Regions from separate parts of the Homo sapiens genome. Here region 2 is linked to region 1. A link is an interaction called in ENCODE POLR2A ChIA-PET data of the cell type or tissue named here. Cell type or tissue: MCF 10A. All regions are shown on one strand. Links, peaks and the distances in the headings refer to the core of each region. The heading gives the core; the rest is flanking DNA. Region 1 has its middle 20 kb from the start of TMEM250. Region 2 overlaps UBAC1 (UBA domain containing 1).

Region 1 (9,415 bases), core at 2,543-6,542:
AGCGCGGGGTCCCGGTTCCACCAGGATGTTCCACAGTCTCCTTCGGGGCTGGCAGCGAGGCCGAGGGGAGGAAGTGATTTGTCTCCGCGCTGACAGGCTGCGGGGCACAGACCGAGCCCTCGGGGAGGCAGCCGTTAGTGCTGCTTGTAAGATCAGTCAGTGGTCGCAAGAGAAAGGGCTTGACCTTTCAAGGGTGCCCCACACTGCACAAAGACCCCCTGGCCGCTGGTCCCGGCTGGTGCCATTGTCTCCCTCTAGGTGGTCTGGGCTGCTGAGGGTAGGTGTAGACAGGAGTCCCACAGCCCCGGGACTGGCTCACCCCGTCCTCTTCCCGGGAGCGTTAGGGCTGCAGCTTGGACACGGCCTGGTCATCTCCCCAACCTTCCCCCCGGCAGGCAGTTCCTCCACTACCCACCCGTGTCCCCAGCCTTCCCACTCAGCAACTCGAGCATAAGACAGACACCTGTTGGGTAAATGGCTCTTCCAGACAGAGACAGCTTCAGACAGGAGGCAGGTTGGCAGGCCAGCAATGGCTGACGATGCTCCGGGGTTTCTGGAAATAGTTCTGTGAGCTCTAGGAGACAGGGAGGGACAGTTCAGAAAGGAGTTGGTCCCGTAAAAGCATTTGCGTGATAATGGGCCAGGCGTGGCTCACATCCATAATGCCAGCCCTTTGGGAAGCCAAGGCATGAGGATTACTTGAGGGCAGGAGTTTGAGACCAGCCTGGGCAACATGGTGAGACCCCTGTCTCTACAAAAAGATTTTCTTTAAAAAAATTAGCCAGGCATGGTGGTGTGCACTTGTAGTCCTAGCTTCTTGGGAGGCTGAGGCAGGAGGCTCACTGAAGCCCAGGAGGTGGAGGCTGCAGCAAGCCATGATCAGGCCACTGCACCATGGCACTCCGGAGTGACAGAGTGAGACTTTGTCTCAAAAAAAGAAAAAAGAAGAGAAAAACTAAATATAGACTTTTTTTTTTTTGAGTTGGAGTCTGGCTCTGTCACCCAGGCTGGAGTGCAATGGCGTGATCTCAGCTCACTGCAACCTCTTCCTCCCAGGTTCAAGCCATTCTCCTGCCTCAGCCTCCCAAGTAGCTGGGACTACAGGCGTGAGCCACCACGCCTGGCTAGTTTTTGTATTTTTAGTAGAGACGGGTTTTCACCATGTTGGCCAGGCTGGTCTCGAACTCCTGACCTCAAGTGATCCACCCACTTTGGCCTCCCAAAGTTCTGGGATTACAGGCGTGAGCCACCGCGCCCAGCCTAGACTTTATTGTTTAGAGCAGTTTTAGGTTCACAGCAAAATCATCATTCCTCAGAGTCCACAGCGTACATTAGGGGTCCCTCTTGGAGGTGTGCATGGCGTGGCTTTGGACAGGTGCATAAAGACAGCACCCACCCTCACAGCGCTCTGTACAATAGTTTCCCTGCCCTAAGGGTCCCCGGTGCTTGCCTCATGCCTCCCTCACCCCTGCCCCGGGGTTTCACTGATTCTATTGGATTCTTTCTTGGGATTCTGGCCAGGCAGGGGCAGGGGTTCACATTGCTCAGACAGGAGACAGGCTCCTGGGGCAGGGGCACTCACCCTCAGGACGGGCTGAGGCCTGAATCGAGGCCAGGGCCACCCACCTGGAAGCGTGGCTTAGCCCCATCCTGTGGGCAGCTGGTCGGGCAGCTGCCGTGGCCCTTGCTGGCTACTGTCACATGCTGCCCTGGCCCTTGCTGGCTACTGTCACATGCTGCCATGGCCCCTGCACGCCCCTTGGCACAATCGTGGCCGTGGGGAGCTGTTCTGTTGTGGAACGTGAAGGTCATGGAGACCCACAGTGGCACAGGCAGCATGTGACCAGCTCTCAGTCAAGTGCTAAGGGAATGTCCAGCAGGGCTCTCACCCCGTGCGGAGGGACAGCCCTGAGGTGGCCCCAGCATTTCCTGCCGTTGGCCGGGGAGGCAGGGTCAGCTGCTTGAGTGTCTGGAGGCTGCTCCCCTGCCCAGCCCGCCTGCTGTGTGCCCACAAGCTTGGTGGCCAGGAGACATTTGTCAAAGGAATGCCTGATTGCATGAATGAACAGATGCCTTCTCCCATGAATTGCCTTGGTGCCTACAAAGGCAGGACCAGAGGCTCCCGCCTGGCTGTCAGAACTACAGGGCGATAGGGTGGCCTGCTGTGCCCACCCCCACAACCTCCCAGTGGCCATTTATCTGCAGAGCTGGTCCCCACAGGGATCAGAGCTTGGCAGGGGCTCCGATTTGCCCAGTCTTGAGGACTTGGCCATCACATACCAGGCTCCAGGTAAGGGCAGCCAGTCTATTGTCCCTGGAGTGACGCTTGTGGTGGAAGCCACAAGTGTCCCTCACTCCAGATGCCCGGGATGCGCCGGACACAGGCCGCAGGGGGCACGGGCGTCGAATTAACATTGCAGGAGGGTCCCGCGACTGTTGATATCAGCACTTCGGGGTTATTTATGAATTCATCTATTTCCTGGGACAAGCCATTCTGCATTTGGTTACCATGGTAGCTTTAAACCCGGTATCTTATTAATTCTGCATGTTATGAAATAAATATAGATCAGACAATTGCAGTGATGGTTCTATCTTTTTATTATGCATTTGGTTCTTGGTGCCGGGGATGGGATGCTCCCAACACACCACCGTCAACACACATCCATCAGCCTCGGGGGCCTGGGCGGGCTGCAGGGGCGCACTCCTGCGCCTGAGAATGGAGTGGGGCTGAGGAGGGGACACGAGGCTGTCTCAGGGAAAGGGTGAAGCTTGAAGACCCCCCAGGGCACCGGCAGCTCCTGAAGGAATTCCTACAGCCCGGCAGGGATGGACGCACCGGGGAAGGAGGCCGGTGTCCTGGGGTGCTTCGGCTGGAATTGCAGGGCCAGTGGGTTGGAATGGCTCCCACCTGCGGACTGGGACCTCGTGGCGCTGCCGAGTGGAGGTGCCTGGGGCAGGGGCCACTCAGCCGCCCCTGGCACTGCCTGAGCAGAAGAGGAGACTCCATCGGAACCAGCACTCAGCAGCATGAGCAGAAGAGGAGACTCCATGGGAAGCAGCAGGCATCGCGGTCCCTGATGTTCTTGAGGTTTCAGGCTGGCAGGAGGAGTCCAGTTAGAGAGGGCCCAGAGGTGGAGAGGGGGCCTGCCGGGATCTCTTTTGGGCACCTTGGCTTTCGCTTAGTTTCGTGGGCCATTGTGGGGACTCAATGAGCACTTTACGTGCCCCGGATAAAGCTGAATCCCCCAGCGGGCTGGGAAGCGGGGCTGTTTCCACCTCCACTTTGCAGAGCCCAGAGACACGAAGTCACAAACTCACCGGCTCATGGCGAGCAGGACTTGAACCCAGGGCTGTTTACTGCGGGGCCTGGCCCTCCCTAGGCTCTGAAGCAGAGTCCCCTGTGCATTCCTGATCTCTTCGCCCCCAGAAAAGCATCCCCACGTCTATCTGTGCTTGCCCACTGCAGACCAGGCAGGGGCCGTGTGGCCAGGTGTCACCTCTGTAGCAGTCAGCACCCAGGGCTGGCAGCAGGCAGTCTGAGGACCAGTGAGGGCAGGGCGCTGTGTCTGGCAGAGTGGCTGCTTGGGAGAGACATTTTCTCCCGGAGTCTCCCCTGCCCAGGGTCATGGTTCTGGCACAGATGGCTCTAGGGAAACAATGACAGCCTTTGGCTGGGTCAGGCCTTTGCTTCCTCTGACCACTAATGGCCCTGGGCTGAAGGCCAAGAATGCACCAGGAACCGGGACGGGCAGGGCCAGGTGAGCAGGGAAGAGGGAAGGGTCCCAGTAAGGGAACTGGGTGCAGGGTGCCCAGCTGGGGCTTTGCAAGCAGCCATCAGGCAGAGACCTGGGGCAGAGGAGACTCCTGGAAACATGCACCCTGCAAGCAGAGGAGGTGGCGTGGGCCTGGCTGCGGCGCTCGCAGGTACCCCCTCAGCGTGTCATTGGCTCAGGGGCCCCACCCCCTTCTGTCAAAGGACTGGGAGGTCACCAGGGTCTGTCCAGCTGCAAGTCCCCGATTCTCTGCAGAGTCTTGTTCTTTGGGGCAGGCTGGGACCCCGGCTGCCTGTCACCCTGCCACGGCTCCACAGCGGCCCATCGATCCCCCCATCCCCTGCCAGCGGCCACGCCAGCGTGGGCCACTCAGACGTTCCCAGCCCCCAGGGCCCGATCAGGGCATCGACAGAACGGCACGCTCGCCATTTAATTAAGCTTAGTTTAATTAAAAACCTGGAGTTCTTTATTAGACTTGGTAATTGATTTAATTTTCTGTGGAATTCAAGTGCCAAACACCTCTTTTGTGTGAGCTTGTGAATTTTGGCAGGTGGAGTCGGACAGCCAAAAAGGAAAATCCCTCCTCCGCTGGGTGAGGTTTGTCTCACAGCAGCACGGGCAGAATCCTCTGCTGACCCACCCTCCTCTCCCCTCGCTTCCCCTCCTCTCCCCTCCCTCCCCCTCCCTCCCCCTCCCTTCCCCTTCCCTCCTCTCCCCTCCCCAAAACCTCCCTTCCCTAGGCCAAGGGTTTTTCGCCATGGGGAAAGGCCGCCCTTGCTACTGGGTGGGGTTTCTGGAAATCCCACAGTGGCTCGGGTCTCTGCTGGTCCCCGGGCTGGCGGTGGAGAGGGGTTTCCTTAGGTGATCCCAGGGGGCCTCTGGATGGGGAGGAGGATGTGGGGTGCAGGGAATCCATTTTGTGGGTTATTTTTGGAAAGTTTGGTCCTTCCTGGACAGTTTCAGCCCTGCCTTGCTCCTGAGGGAGCTGTAGTCCTGATGGCAGGTGGTCTCACCCAGTGGTGCCTCACATGTCCCCAGCCAGGTCCCTAGAGTACAGAGCACCACGCGGTGGCTGCACTGGAGCTTGATGGCTCCCGGGAAGGAGCGGGACACAAGAAAGGCAGTGGGGTGTTTGCACACAGGAAACCCTTCACTCACCTGTCTCCCAGGAACGCCAGCGCCCTCTGCAGGACATGTGAGCCTCCAAGTCACCTCGAGATTAAAGCCCCCCAAGCATCTGGAACAGCAGCTCCGGCGACAGCCCTTCATTACTGAAAGCCTCAGAAGGACACAAGCCCTCCTGTCCAGTATGCAGTGGTGACCTTTGACTCTTGGCTGCTCCCAGGGCGGGAGAATACCTTCTGTAGAAGGAAATTTCTCTTTCCTAATTGGAATAGATCATAAAAGCAGGGATTTTTTTAATTATTTATTATTTATTTTTTTTTTGAGATGGAGTTTCGCTCTTGTTGCCCAGGCTGGAGTGCAATGGCACGATCTTGGCTCACTGCAACCTCCACCTCCCAGGTCCAAGCAATTCTCCTGCCTCAGCCCCCTGAGTAGCTGGGATTACAGGCACCCGCCATCATGCCTGGCTAATTTTTGCATTTTTGTAGACACGGGGTTTCTCCATGTTGGTCAGGCTGGTCTCGAACTCCTGACCTCAGGTGATCCGCCCACCTTGGCCTCCCAAAGTGCTGGGATTACAGGCGTGAGCCACTGCACCCAGCCACAAACAGCTTTTAAAAATAGAGGCTGGTGGCGGGGCACAGGGGCTCCTGCTTGTGATCCCAGCACTTTGGGAAGACGAGGGGGGACTGATTGAAGCCTGGAGTTGGAGACCAGCCTGGGCAACATAGCGAGACTCCATCTCTACAAAAAATAATGTAAAAAAAATTAGCCAGTTGTGGTGGTGCGTGCCTGTAGTCCTAGCTACTCAGGAGGCTGAGGTGGGAGAATCATTTGAACCCAGTAGTTCAAGCCTGTGGTGAGCTGTGATCACACCACTGTACTCTAGCCTGGATGACAGAGTGAGACTCTATCTCTTACCAAAAAAAAAAAAAAAAAAAAATCAATCAATCAATCAATAGAATAGAGGTAAGGGCTGAGTGCGGTGGCTCACACCTGTAATCCCAGCACTTTGGGAGGCTGAGGCGGGTGGATCACCTGAGGTCAGGAGTTCAAGACCAGCCTGGCCAACATGGTGAAAGCCCGTCTCTACTAAAAATACAAAAATGAGCTGGGCATAGTGGTGCATGCCTGTAGTTCCAGCTACTCAGAAGGCTGAGTCAGGAGAATTGCTTGAACCTGGGAGGCAGAGGTTGCAGTGAGCTGAGATCGAGCCACTGCACTCCAGCCTGGGTGACAGAGCAAGACTTGACTAAAAATTAAAATAGAATAGAATAGAATAGAATAGAATAGAATAGAATAGAATAGAATAGAATGGAATAATGGTTGAGCTTTGCGAAAACACTCTGGTGGTTCTTCAGACTCTGAAGCACAGTTACCATGTGACCAAGCAATCCAATTCCTGGGTTCAAACCCAAAAAAATGAAAGCAGGCACCTGCAAGAACTTGCACAGGAATGTCCACAGCAGCGTTACTCACAAAAGCCAAAATGTGGAAACAGCCCCAAGGCCCATGGATGGGTGAGTGGATAAACAATAGATCTATTGAGGGAACTGTGATGTGGGCCTAAAAAAAAAAGGAATGAGTGGCGTGATCTCGGCTCACTGCAGCCTCGAACTCCTGGGCTTATGTGTCCCTCCCACCTCAGCCTCAAGTAGCTGAGACTACAGGTGCACACCACCATGCCCAGCTTATTTATTATTTATTTATTTTTTGAGACAGAGTCTCACTCTGTCACCCAGACGGGAATGCAGTGGCACGAACTCAGCTGACTGTACCCTCCGCCTCCCAGCTTCAAGTGATTCTCGTGCCTCAGCCTCCCGAGTAGCTGGGATTACAGGTGTGCACCACCAGGCCCGGCTAATTTTTGTATTTTTTAGTAGAGGCGGGGTTTAACCATGTTGGCCAGGCTGGTCTCGAACTCCTGGCCTCAAGTCATCCACCTGCCCCGACCTCCCAAAGTGCTGGAATTACAGGGTGAGCCATTGTGGCCAGCCTAATTTATTTATTTTTGTAGAGACCGGGTCTCACTGTGTTGCCCAGGCTAGTCTCAAACTCCTGGGCTCAAGCGATCCTCTGGCCTCGGCCTCCCAAAGCGTTGGCATTACAGGCATGAGCCACTGCACCCAGCCAAATGTTCGAACAGATATCTGGGAACCCAGCAGCCAAGTCAAGTTGACACATGAAATTAACCATCACTCCATCCTCACGATTCTGAACCGCACGCCTCAGTGGCATTAAGTGCATTCACGTTGCTGTGCAAACAACATCTTCCTCCATCGACACAGCTTTCCCTCTTTCCAAACTGAAGCTCTGTTCCCACCCCCTCCCCCCGCCCCTGGCGTACACGCCTCTGCTGTCTGTCTCCAGGGCCTCTCGGAGGAGGAATCAGGCAGGCCTTGCCTTTTCATGGCTGGCTGCTTTCCCTGAGCACAACATCCTCCAGGCACGTCCCCATCGTAGCTCGTGCCAGAATTTCCTGGGGTTTCTTTCTGAAGTGAAGAAAATGTTCCAAAATTGACTGTGTTGATAGTTGCACACATCCGTGAGTATACAGAAAGCCATTGAATCATACGCTCTAACTGGATAAATTGGATGCGATGTGAGTTCTATCTCAATAAAGCTATTATTTAAAATATAGAGGTCAGCTGGGTGCAGTGGCTCACACCTGTAATCCCAGCACTTTGGGAGGCCGAGGTGGGCTGATCACCTGAGGTCAGGAGTTTGAGACCAGTCTAGCCAACATGGCGAAACCCTGTCTTTACTAAAAATACAAAAACTAACTGGGCGTGTTGGTGCATGCTTGTAGTCCCAGCTACTCGGGAGGCTGAGGCAGGAGAATTGATTGAACCTGGGTGGCGGAGGTTGCAGTGAGCCGAGATTGCGCACTCTAGCCTGGGCAACAGAGGGGGACTCCGTCTCAAAAAGCAATAAAAATGAATAAAAATTCAAAATAAATAAATAAAATATAGAGGCTAAGTGCAGGCCGCCTGCCCCGTCATTCCCTATCTTGTGAGGGGCTGAGCGCTAGAGACCAGAAGCTGTGGATTTTCCAGCCAGGCCCTATTGGCTGAGGCACACGTGTGGCTCCCCCAAGACAAGAAGCTTCTGGAAACTCATGGCGCCCAGCACCGAGCCAGCGAGCCAGCTTCCTTCCCTGCTAAGCCCATCCCACCCCGGCAGAGCTCCCTTGTCTCTGCCCACCCCAACCCGGAGGCTGCTCACCCTCAGCTCCTGCCCAGCTCTGGCCTCCTGGCAGCATAGCGAGCTTTCTAGAGCATTCTGGAGCTTTCCAAGGCAGCAACTGCAGTCCCAGCCATTCTCCAAAGCTTAATTCTGCTCTCACCTAGTCCCAGCTGTGACCAGTGCCCGCCTCAAGAAGCCTACAGCCCAGGGCCCGCCCTCCCTGCAGACCGGACAGCAACGCCACCTCTGGGAGACTCGTGGGGACGGGGCCCAGGGCAGGCTCACAGTGGGAGGCTGGCAGCACCTACCCGGGGCAGGGCCTCCTCCTGCCACTACCACGTCAGGCATCACTGAGAAGGAGGCAAGGCCTAGAGCAGTCGGCACCCTCTGCAGAGCTGGCACATCCAGGGAGCTTAGGGTCCCTGCATGCTTCTGGGGTTCAAAGGGCAGAGGGTGTGAGGGGCAGCAGGGAGGCTTGAGACCCTCTGGACTTCGAGATCACCATTTCTGCCCCAAAGCCGATGCCTCCACCAGCACTGGCCCCTGCAGTCCTCGCAGCTCCCCTCGAGCTCAGGAGAAGCCCGCAGGACCCCACTCTCCCTCCCAGGGCTCCCTCTCCACCTCCTGGGGCTCCCTCCCTCCCCAACCTCCCCACACTCCCCAGGCTCCCACACTTGCCAGGCCCTTCCCCCAGCCTAACCCTGGCTCACCATTTACTCAGCCTATTTAGCATCGTAATGCAGACTGGTTGTGCTGGGTCCTACAGGTATTGATTTTGCTCTATTTTACTGGTTTTAACTTAATGACTAGAAACCCCAAACAAATAAAATTTCCTTTAAAAACTCAGAGAGATCAATGCTCATGGGCCAGAATCCCTATTCTACGAGCCGAAGGGACAGTCCCCTGGGTTCTCCGCATCATCGCTCATGGCCAGAGGCTCCCCGGGGGCTCGGGAAGGATCCCTGGGTGGGGGTGGGGGCAAGCATACCCCACCTGCTCAGGGCGGCCGCGTCCCTCCTAAAGCGAGACCCCCACCCTCTGGCTGGTGAGGCTGTTTAAAAGCCTGTCTCCAGGTTGTAAAACTGGAAAAATTTAAAACTTATGATTCATCTGTTTCCATGTGTCCCAGGCGGCCTCTGAGGTTGGCCGGGCTCTGAGGCAAGGAGGGGTCCCGACCCTGGGCATGGATGCAGATGTGGAGGACCTCTCGGAGCACGCAGGTGCTGAGGCCCCCAGCCCAAGCCGCCAGGACGGTCCCCATTCCTGGCTGGTGGGCTGGGCCACAGGTCAGTCCGTGCCCCATGGCCTGGGGGACACTCCTCCCGTGCCCT
Region 2 (9,415 bases), core at 4,208-8,207, 200 kb before region 1:
TGCCACACAAAATTAGAGAGCAAAAACAGTTTACAACATTCAACAAAGGAAGATGTGCCTAATATCCAAGAAGCTATTAAGGAAGCTCTAGGATTAATATTGCAATTGAAAAACACATGTGCCAGGCACAATGGCTCTCGCCTACAATCCCAGCACTCTAGAAGGCAGAGGTGGGGGGAGCGCTTGAAGCCAGGAGTTCAAGACTAGCCTGAGCAAAAAAACGAGACCCCATCTCAACAACAACAAAAAAAATAGCTGGGCATGGTCGTGCATGCCTGTAGTCATAACTACCCATGAGGATGACTTGAGCCCAGGAGGTCAAGGCTGCAGTAAGCTGTGATTGTACCACTGCACTCCAGCCTGGGTGACAGATCAAGACCCTGTCTCCATAAAAAGAAGGAAAACAAATAGATGACACGCATAGACAGTATGTAAAAGAAGAAATGCAATGGCCAACAGAAAAGTATTCAACATTGCTAATAACCAAAAGGAATGCAAGTGGCCAGGCGCAGTAGCTCAAGCCTGTAATCCCAGCACTTTGGGAGGCCGAGACGGGCGGATCACGAGGTCAGGAGATCAAGACCATCCTGGCTAACACGGTGAAACCCTGTCTCTACTAAAAATACAAAAAATTAGCCGGGCACGGTGGCGGGCACCTGTAGTCCCAGCTACTCAGGAGGCTGAGGCAGGAGAATGGCGTGAACCCGGTAGGCGGAGCTTGCAGTGAGCTGAGATCGTGCCACTGCACTCCAGCCTGGGTGACAGAGCGAGATTCCATCTCAAAAAAAAAAAAAAAAAGAGGAATACAAGTTAAAACAATGAAGGTCTTGTCTATAATATGGAGGTGGGCAAGTGTGTGTGCTGGGGGCAGATCTTGCATGGACAGTGGCGCCATCACTGCACTCTAGCCTGGGTGACAGAGAAAGAGCCTATTTCTATTAGGAAAAAAAAAAGAAAAAGTTATTGGACAGACCCCAAGGCAGCACACACTAACATCCTAAGGTATACAAACAGCTGGAGAGCTAGGAGGAATATGCTTTCAGTGTGAAAGGAATCACTAAGAATAAAAATAAACTCACAAAAGACCATTCTCAAGTTTTAGAATTTGGGTACAAAGAAGATCCCTACCTCACACCACACACATACTTCTAGGTAGATTATGGACTTAAATTAAGAGAAACTTTTAACATTTTTGGAAAAAAAAATAAAAGGAAAACGTGTTTCTGACTTTCGGATAGGAGGGTTTTCCTTTTTCTTTTTTTTTTTTTTGAGGTGGAGTCTTGCTCTGACGCCCAGGCTAGAGTGCAGTGGCACGATCTCGGCTCACTGCAACCTCCGCCCCCCAGGTTTAAGCAATTCTCTGCCTCAGCTCCAGAGTAGCTGGGATTACAGGTGCATACCACCATGCCCAACTAATTTTTTGTATTTTTAGTAAAGACAGCGTTTCACCATCTTGGCCAGGCTGGTCTTGAACTCCTGACCTCGTGATCCACCTGCCTCAGCCTCCCAAAGTGCTGGGATTACAGGCGTGAGCCACCACGCCCAGCCATGGAGGGTTTTCTTTAAAGGTTCACATCTTAAAAAAAATACAGACACACTGAAGGACATCAAAACACGGGATTCTGCCCATCAGTGTGAGGAAATAAACCAGAAACTGAACAACGGCATCTGCAACACAAATAATGGGAAAAGGGTCAGCATCCAGGAGGTGAGGACCTTTCTGAATGAATAAGAAAACAATCCAAGAGAAAAGCAGGCCAAACGCTGAGCGGAAGGTCTCTCACAGCCAAGGTTCTACAGGCGGCCAATACGCTTCTGAAAGAAGGCCAGCCTTCAAGATCAGGGCACGGCCATCGCAGCTCCAGAGACACTTCCAGCCTGCTCGGGTGGCAAAGGCCCTCCCAACATCCAGGAACTCAGCTCCTGGGGACCAACAGGTCTGTAATCCCAGCACTTAGGGAGGCTGAGGCAGGTGGATCACGAGGTCAGGAGTTCGAGACCAGCCTGGCAAACATGGTGAAAGCCGTCTCTACTAAAATACGAAAAATTAGCCAGGCGTGGTAGTGCACGCCTGTAATCCCAGGTACTCAGGAGGCTGAGGCAGGAGAATTGCTTGAACCTGGGAGGCGGAGGTTGCAGTGGGCCGAGATCATGCCATTGCACTCCAGCCTGGGTGACAAGGCGAGACTCTGTCTCAAAAAAAAAAAAAAAAAAAAATCAGGAGTGGCACCACATGTAGACAACCCAACGAGCCCTGGGTTCCCAGTGCCTTCCATCAAGAAAATACTCCACAACCCCCACAAAGAACGCAGTCAGTCACAGAGGCCTGCTTAAAACATGATTCTACTTACACAAAGGCAGCAGCAAATGAGAGATTGTTTAAGGAGACACAAATACGGCAAAACTCTACCGGGAAGCAGAGAGGTAAGCCGCGGCCACGGCGACGGCCACACCGGAGGGAGGGATGAGGTGCATAGGGGAGGGGCACCCCAGGCCCAAAGCTGAATAGTAGATACATGGCTATTAGTTTTATTCTTCTTTAAAGTTACATCATCATATACACTTTTGTATGTACGTATCTCACAATAAAAATAAACCATTGCCATCGAAGACCCTGACGAGTAGTAAGAGCAAAAGCCCAAACCACACCTTGTCCTCCCGTGAGTTCCTAAGCTGCTGGCGCAGTCTCCACCCCGCTGGCCCTCGGAAAGCCACTGGCACTGGTTTTCTGAGGCCTATGTCAGGGTCATCGCGCAGGAGACAGTCACACCACGATCAGAACCTGACCTGCGGGCCCCACAGTGACGTAGCGGGACTACACCCGCAGGATGCCAACCTGCATGGCAGGACGTGCTGCCAGCGCACGGCGATCCTCAGCGCTGGATCCTCCGTATCGCCTCCGCAGCACCTATTTGTCCTGCAAGGGAACCAGCCAGCCTCCCCGACCCGAGACTTAGCATAAAGAAGGCGCACATACCTAGCAATGTTTTCGGGTTGGTCAGGCCCAGCTGCACCACCGGGTTATCCAGGATGGCCTGAAAGAGAGGACTGTCGGGGTCGATGCCCTTGTCCAGCTCCTCCGGAGAGGGCTTCCGGTCCCCCAGCAGCCACTCGCACTGCAAAGCCAAGAGCACCAATACCACTGTTAGCGCCTTCAGTGCCTCCGCAAGACGCCACCAGCAGCAGGCATGACAGCTCCTGCACCTTTCTGTGAGTTCCTGTTGAGCCCCCAGGGCTGATCTCCCTGGAAGGGACTCTACCGTGAAGACAAACGCAGTCTGGATTCACTGCCGTGCGTGTCAGACCAGGCCAGAGAAGGAAGAGCTAGTCCGCTTTTCTCTGCAGACCCTGGTGTCGCAGGGATCACTGACTGCTGCCGCTTCCCCACTTACCTGGGCCAGTGTGGCCCACCCAGGAGTGTTGGGAAGGTGATTAACAAATGTACCAAGTGCCCAGCTTGCCTGTGGTCCTGTTATGGGCAGTCAGCAGTGCTGGAGCCATGAGGACACAGGCTCCTCATCTCTGTCTTGGAGGTGTGAGCCACGAACTCCACTGGCACGGGGGATGGTGGGGGGGGGATGTGGGCCACCACAGGGACCTCCCCAGGCACAGCTCCATCAGCCCAGCTGGCACACGGGCACAGGACGGGAATCATTCTTGAGTCAGTTTAATCAGAAAAATGGGCTGGGAGTGGTGGCTCATGCATGTAATCCCAGCACTTTGGAAGCCAAAGCAGGAGGATCGATTGAAGCCAGGAGTTCAAGATCAGCCTGGGCAACAAAGGGAGATCTTGTCTCTAAAAAACTAATTAGCCGGGCATAGTGGTGCATGCCTGTGGTCCCAGCTACTCAGGAGGCTGAGGCAGGAGGATCGCTTGGGCCCAGGAGGTCGAGGCTGCAGTGAGTGTGATCACACCGCTGCACTCCAGCCTGGGGGACAGAGTGAGACCCTGACTCCAAAAAAATTAAAAAAAAAAAAAAATGAACAAATTACCCATCCATAAAATATGTACATATAAGGCACCCTTTTAAAAACCTAGAATTCCGTATTTTTAAATTTTTATACTGTTTGAGCCATCTATCCAATTGTCTCACTTTAAAAGCCACATAGCCGGCTGCATGTGAAAGTAGGCAAACACACGGCCTCCACCACGCCCGGGGCGCTCACGAGTGAGGCTCCCAGCACTCGCCCAGCCTGACACACTCACTCACCACAGCCCACACTCACAGCCCACACTCACTCACCACAGCCCACACTCACTCAGCCCACACTCACTCATCACAGCCCCCACTCACTCACCACAGCCCACACTCACCACAGCCCACACTCACTCACCACAGCCCACACTCACTCACCACAGCCCACACTTACCACAGCCCACACTCACTCACCACAGCCCACACTCACTCACCACAGCCCAACACTCACCGCGGCATTCTGCTGGTTGTTGTTCACTCTGAGGGCATCTATCACCTCTTTCTCGTCGAACCCCATCTCCATCAGGGAAATGACGGCCTAGAGGACAGCACAGCCGTTAGCTCGCTGGGGGCGGCAGGAGGCCGAGGAACCAGTGACCTGCGTGCAGAGGGGCCCGCTCCCCGCACCCTAGCGGAGGGTGCTCCCAACAGCACTGAGGACGCTGTCCGTCCACGTTCTTTCCTCACAGCTCTGCTAAAACAGATCTTGGTTTTCAGCATCCTAAAGCCGAGGAAGTGCAGGGATGACTGTAGTTAGCAGAGCCGGGGGGCAGTGCAGCTCCCAGGCTTGTCTTCAGGGAGCCACAGGTTGTGACAGGTAGAAACGCATCGCTTATGTGGACACGAGGCAGTCAGGCCAACTTCAGACCCTTTCAGGTTTGTCCCGATGACTGTGTGGATAAGACTGTCTCGGCAGCCACCGCAGGTTTACCCCAGAGGGCCTTGTTACCCAAAGAGAAGTGGCATTAGGGAAAGGCCACGTCAGTAAGTGCAATCTCAACGGAAACAAAAATGCCATTGTAACCTGTGAAAAAAGGTTTTATTCAGATTTTATCTTAGAAAAAAAAAAATCCTAGGGCCGGGCGCGGTGGCTCACACCTGTAATCCCAGCACTTTGGGAGGCCGAGGCAGGCGGATCACCAGGTCAGGAGATCAAGACCATCTTGGCTAACACGGTGAAACCCCGTCTCTACTAAAAATACAAAAAAATTAGCTGGGCGTGGTGGCAGGCGCCTGTAGTCCCAGCTACTCGGGAGGCTGAGGCAGGAGAATGGCATGAACCTGGAAGGCGGAGCTTGCAGTGAGCCAAGATCGCGCCACTGCACTGCAGCCTGGGCGACAGAGCGAGACTCCATCTCAAAAAAAAAAAAAAAAAATCCTAAAACTAATTTTTTAACTTTTAATATTGAACAAAACTTAAGCTACAACTGAACATATGCTAATTCGTTTTTGGGGAAGGACATACATTTTCTGGACACAATTCATGTAACAAGATAATACATCCTCTACTCTGGAGATTTATACCACAATGTTTAAAGGGGTCCATTTTGAAAAAATATAAATAAGTAAGATGAAGGCTTCATCAAAATTTCAAGGGCCTCTCCTAATCCCTGAAAGGTCAGATCCCACTCTCTTGAAGCCCCCAGAGTCCTCTCCATCTTTGGCAGTTTTCCGGCCACCATAAGGTGGTCTAGGGGTGCCAGCCCCACACAGCTCCCAGCACCACCCAGGCTGACTTCATGCAGCACTGCACCCCGCGGACGGTGCACGTCCACAGCCAGTCTGGACTGCACCATCAGATGCTTCCAAGAGAACCTGGCAGAAAAAGACTTCAGCTGGGGTGGAGCTCAGGAAGGATGCTGGCTAGAGCTAAACTGTGTGCATGATCAGGTCAAAAGTCCCAGCCGGGAGCAGTGGCTCACGCCTGTAATCCCAGCACTTTGGGAGGCCGGGGTGGGAGGATCACTTGAGGTCAGGAGTTTGAGACCAGCCTGGCCAACATGGGAAAACCCCATCTCTACTAAAAATACAAAAAGTAGCTGGGCGTGGTGGCGGGCACCTGTAATCCCAGCTACTCGGGAGCCTGAGGCAGGAGAATCGCTTGAACCTGGGAAGTGGAGGTTGCAGTGAGCCAAGATCGCACCACTGTACTCCAGCCTGGGCGACACAGTGAGACTCCATCTCAAAAAAGAAAAAACTCTGTATTTTCTATTTATGGTCCATCACAATTGCCTTCCTGAGCCACACCCTAATCCAGGAGCTCCAACAATGAACTCTGGAAGAACCCACCGCACAATATTTTGATATCAAAGTCATACAGAATAGCCTGGAATCTACTGAATTCAAGGACAGGATGCCCTCCTCACTAGCTTCAATAGGAAGTACTGTCGCTCATTTCTACCTCAGCCCAGGAAATGATGCCCCAGTACTCCCAAGGCAACACCTGGCAGTCCCTGCCCTCCCTCCCAGCCCATGGGGGCAAAGACTTGCTTGTGGGCAATGGGAGAGGGGCCTTGCGCTCACGGGCTGCAGGACGTCGGGCCCTGCCAGCTCTGCCCCCGGACAGCAGGCATCCTGTCTACCACTGGGAAGGGAGGGGCAGCAGGAAATCTGTTTTGGCCTCAAGTCAGAGCTCTCCAATCCTTTCTCAGTAACAAAGCTAGTATCTCGATCCCTACTGGACGACTGCCTGATCTCATGACTTGTACAGAAACCAAAGGCTAGGAGGACTGATGGGCTGGCCCCTCAAGCCTTGACCACCTTGTGATGATTTTCATCAAAGAAGACATTCTACGGAATGTTGTTCTGACACAGAGAGATGACGGGAGGGAATGGCAATGGGGAAGATCTTAGGAAAACGAGCACGTTAAGATTGTTAAGAATGAGCATCCATATTTAACAAAAAGGCTTAAGATGGCAAGAAAGTATATGACTAACAACCTCCAAGAGACCGTGCAGGACCACAACACACGAGAGTGCGAAGTCCAACCTCAGAGCACAAGGGACCCAGCTGGAGAGTGACTGCTCCACTTGGACAGGCTTCCAGGATCAGATGTAAACTTGGCTCCCTAGGAGACAAGCACAACGAGACAAACTTCCTGCTAAACCTAGAAATGCTAGATGAAAATAAAACAAAAATGCTTTTAGGTTAGGCACAATGGCTCATGCCTGTAATTCCAGCGCTTTGGGAGGCCAAGGCAGGAGGATCACTTGAGGCCAGGAGTTCAACACCAGCCTGGGCAACACAGGGAGATCCCTATCTGTACAAAATTTTAAAAAATAAAAAATTAGCCCTGTGTGGTGGTGCGTGCCTGTAAGAGCTACTCAGGAGGCTGAAGTAGCATCATTTGAGCCCAGGAGGTCAAGGCTGCAGTGAGCCATGATTGTGCCACCGCCACTCCAGCCTGGGTGACAGAGTGAAACTGTCTCAAAAAAAAAAAAAAAAAGAGAAACTTTTACATGCAGAGCTAACCTCACAAGAAAGGGATATCCACAAGTGAGAAACCCAAGAAGGAAGAGACAGAAAGCTAGCCCTGGGAGAGGGTGTGCGCAGGGGCTGCCCTGGGAGGGCGGGGTCTGATGTCTACACACAGACAGAACGTGCGCCTTGGGCCCATGGGAGGTAGGGAGTGGGAACTGAGACCCTTACTTAAAACAGGACCCTGAAAAGATGAGAAAATAGACTAGAAAAGCATTTGTCTCAATGGGATCTAACTAAAGAGCTTCTGCACAGCAAAAGAAACTACCCTCAGAGTGAACAGACAACCTACAGAAGGGAACGTTTTTGCAATCTATTCACCTGACAAAGGTCTAATATCCAGAATCTACATGGAATAAACAAATTTACAAGAAAAAAACAACCCCATTAAAAAGTGGGCAAAGGACATGATCAGACTCTTCTCAAAAGAAGACAGTTGGCCGGGCGCAGTGTCTCACACCTGTAATCCCAGCACTTTGGGAGGCCGAGGCGGGCAGATCGCTTGAGGTCAGGAGTTTGAGACGAGCCTGGCCAACATGGTGAAACCCTGTCTCCACTAAAAGTACAAAAATTAGCTGGGCGTGGTGGGTGTGTGCCTGTAGTCCCAGCTACTCAGGAGGCTGAGGCAGGAAGAATCCAGCCTGGGCGACAGAGCAAGGCTCAACATCACTGATCATTAGAGAAATGCAAATCAAAACCACAATGAGATACCATCTCATGCCAATCAGAATGATGATTATTAAAAAGTCAAGAAACAACAGCTGCTGGTGAGGCTGTGGAGAAATAGGAACGCTTTTACATTGCTGGTGGGAATGTAAATTAGTTCAACCACTGTGGAAGACATGTGGTGATTCCTCAAAGACCTAGAAACAGAAATACCATTTGTCCCTGCAATTCCATTACTGGGTATATACCCAAAGGAATAGAAATCATTCTGTTATAAAGATATGTGCACACGTATGTTCACTGCAGCACTACTCACAATAGCAAAGACATAGAATCAACTCAAATGCCCACGGATAAGAAAAGAAACCGGATAGACTGAATAAAGAAAATGTGGGATATATACACCATGGAATACTATGCAGCCATAAAAAGGAACGAGATCACGTCCTTTGCAGGGTCATGGATGAAGCTGGAAGCCACTGTCCTCAGCAAACTAACACAGGAACAAAAAACCAAGCCCCTCATGTTCTCACTTATAAGTGGGAGCTGAAAAATGAGAACACATGGACACAGTGAGGGGAACATCACACACCGGGGCCCATCAGGGGGTCTGGGGGAGGGAGAGCATCATGAAAAATAGCTAGTGCATGCTGGGCTTCATACCTAGGTGATGGGCTGACACGTGCAGCAAACCACCATGGCACATGTTTACCTATGTAACAAACCTGCACATCCTGCATATGTATCCCAGAACTTAACATTAAATTAAATTTTAAAAGAAACAAAGAAAAGCATTTGTCTCCACGGAACCCTGTGCAGGGAAGACCTGAGCTGCGAAGCCGGGGGTTACACTGCGGGACATGGTGGGGCAGGGGCCCCACTCATCACCAGCAGAAGCAAACTCAGAATCACCCCAGGTGGATGTCTACAGCCTGGCCACATGGAACTCCATGGAAAACACGAGCTCCGCAGGTGAGGCCACAGCACAATGTCACACACCCCAAGGAAACGATCAGTGCCACACGAGACGACAGCATGCAGATGGAGCAGATCTGCCATCTGAGCATGTCGGAGACAGACAGAAACCTCCAAGGAGGAAGTAAAACCCGAATCAAAGAACAGGAGAGAGAAGGAAGAATGGGGAGATGAGGCGCGGGCGAGGAAGGTCCACACACACAGGCGCAGGGACCCTTCAGCCCTGCAGACTGTGCCATGGAGGCGGCTGGCAGCCTGAGCGGCCCCTCGCTCATGGACACCCCCGACGGCAAATGACCCTCCCGGTCTCTGGGCAGGG

What was found. Peaks named below come from ENCODE experiments on the same cell type or tissue, not always from the same donor. Only the 100,000 strongest peaks of a DNase experiment are listed, where the experiment ranks them.
Region 2: POLR2A ChIA-PET joins it to region 1 with 5 read pairs; 2 of 35 experiments call an interaction of 5 or more read pairs at or near these places.

What each region holds. Positions count from the first base shown.
Region 1 is chr9:136,133,853-136,143,267 of GRCh38, forward strand. No RefSeq gene overlaps it. Among named protein-coding and RNA genes, the nearest start is that of TMEM250, 20 kb to the left of the region's middle. RefSeq lists an enhancer at 1,731-2,271. In MCF 10A, for the core only: no CTCF peak of the experiment used is centred there; a DNase peak (open chromatin) is centred at 4,959.
Region 2 is chr9:135,935,245-135,944,659 of GRCh38, forward strand. It overlaps UBAC1 (UBA domain containing 1), which reads right to left. Exons shown (of 10, transcript NM_016172.3): 8 at 4,429-4,515; 9 at 2,978-3,116. Among named protein-coding and RNA genes, the nearest start is that of UBAC1, 21 kb to the right of the region's middle. RefSeq lists a silencer at 6,479-6,773. In MCF 10A, for the core only: no CTCF peak of the experiment used is centred there; no DNase peak of the experiment used is centred there.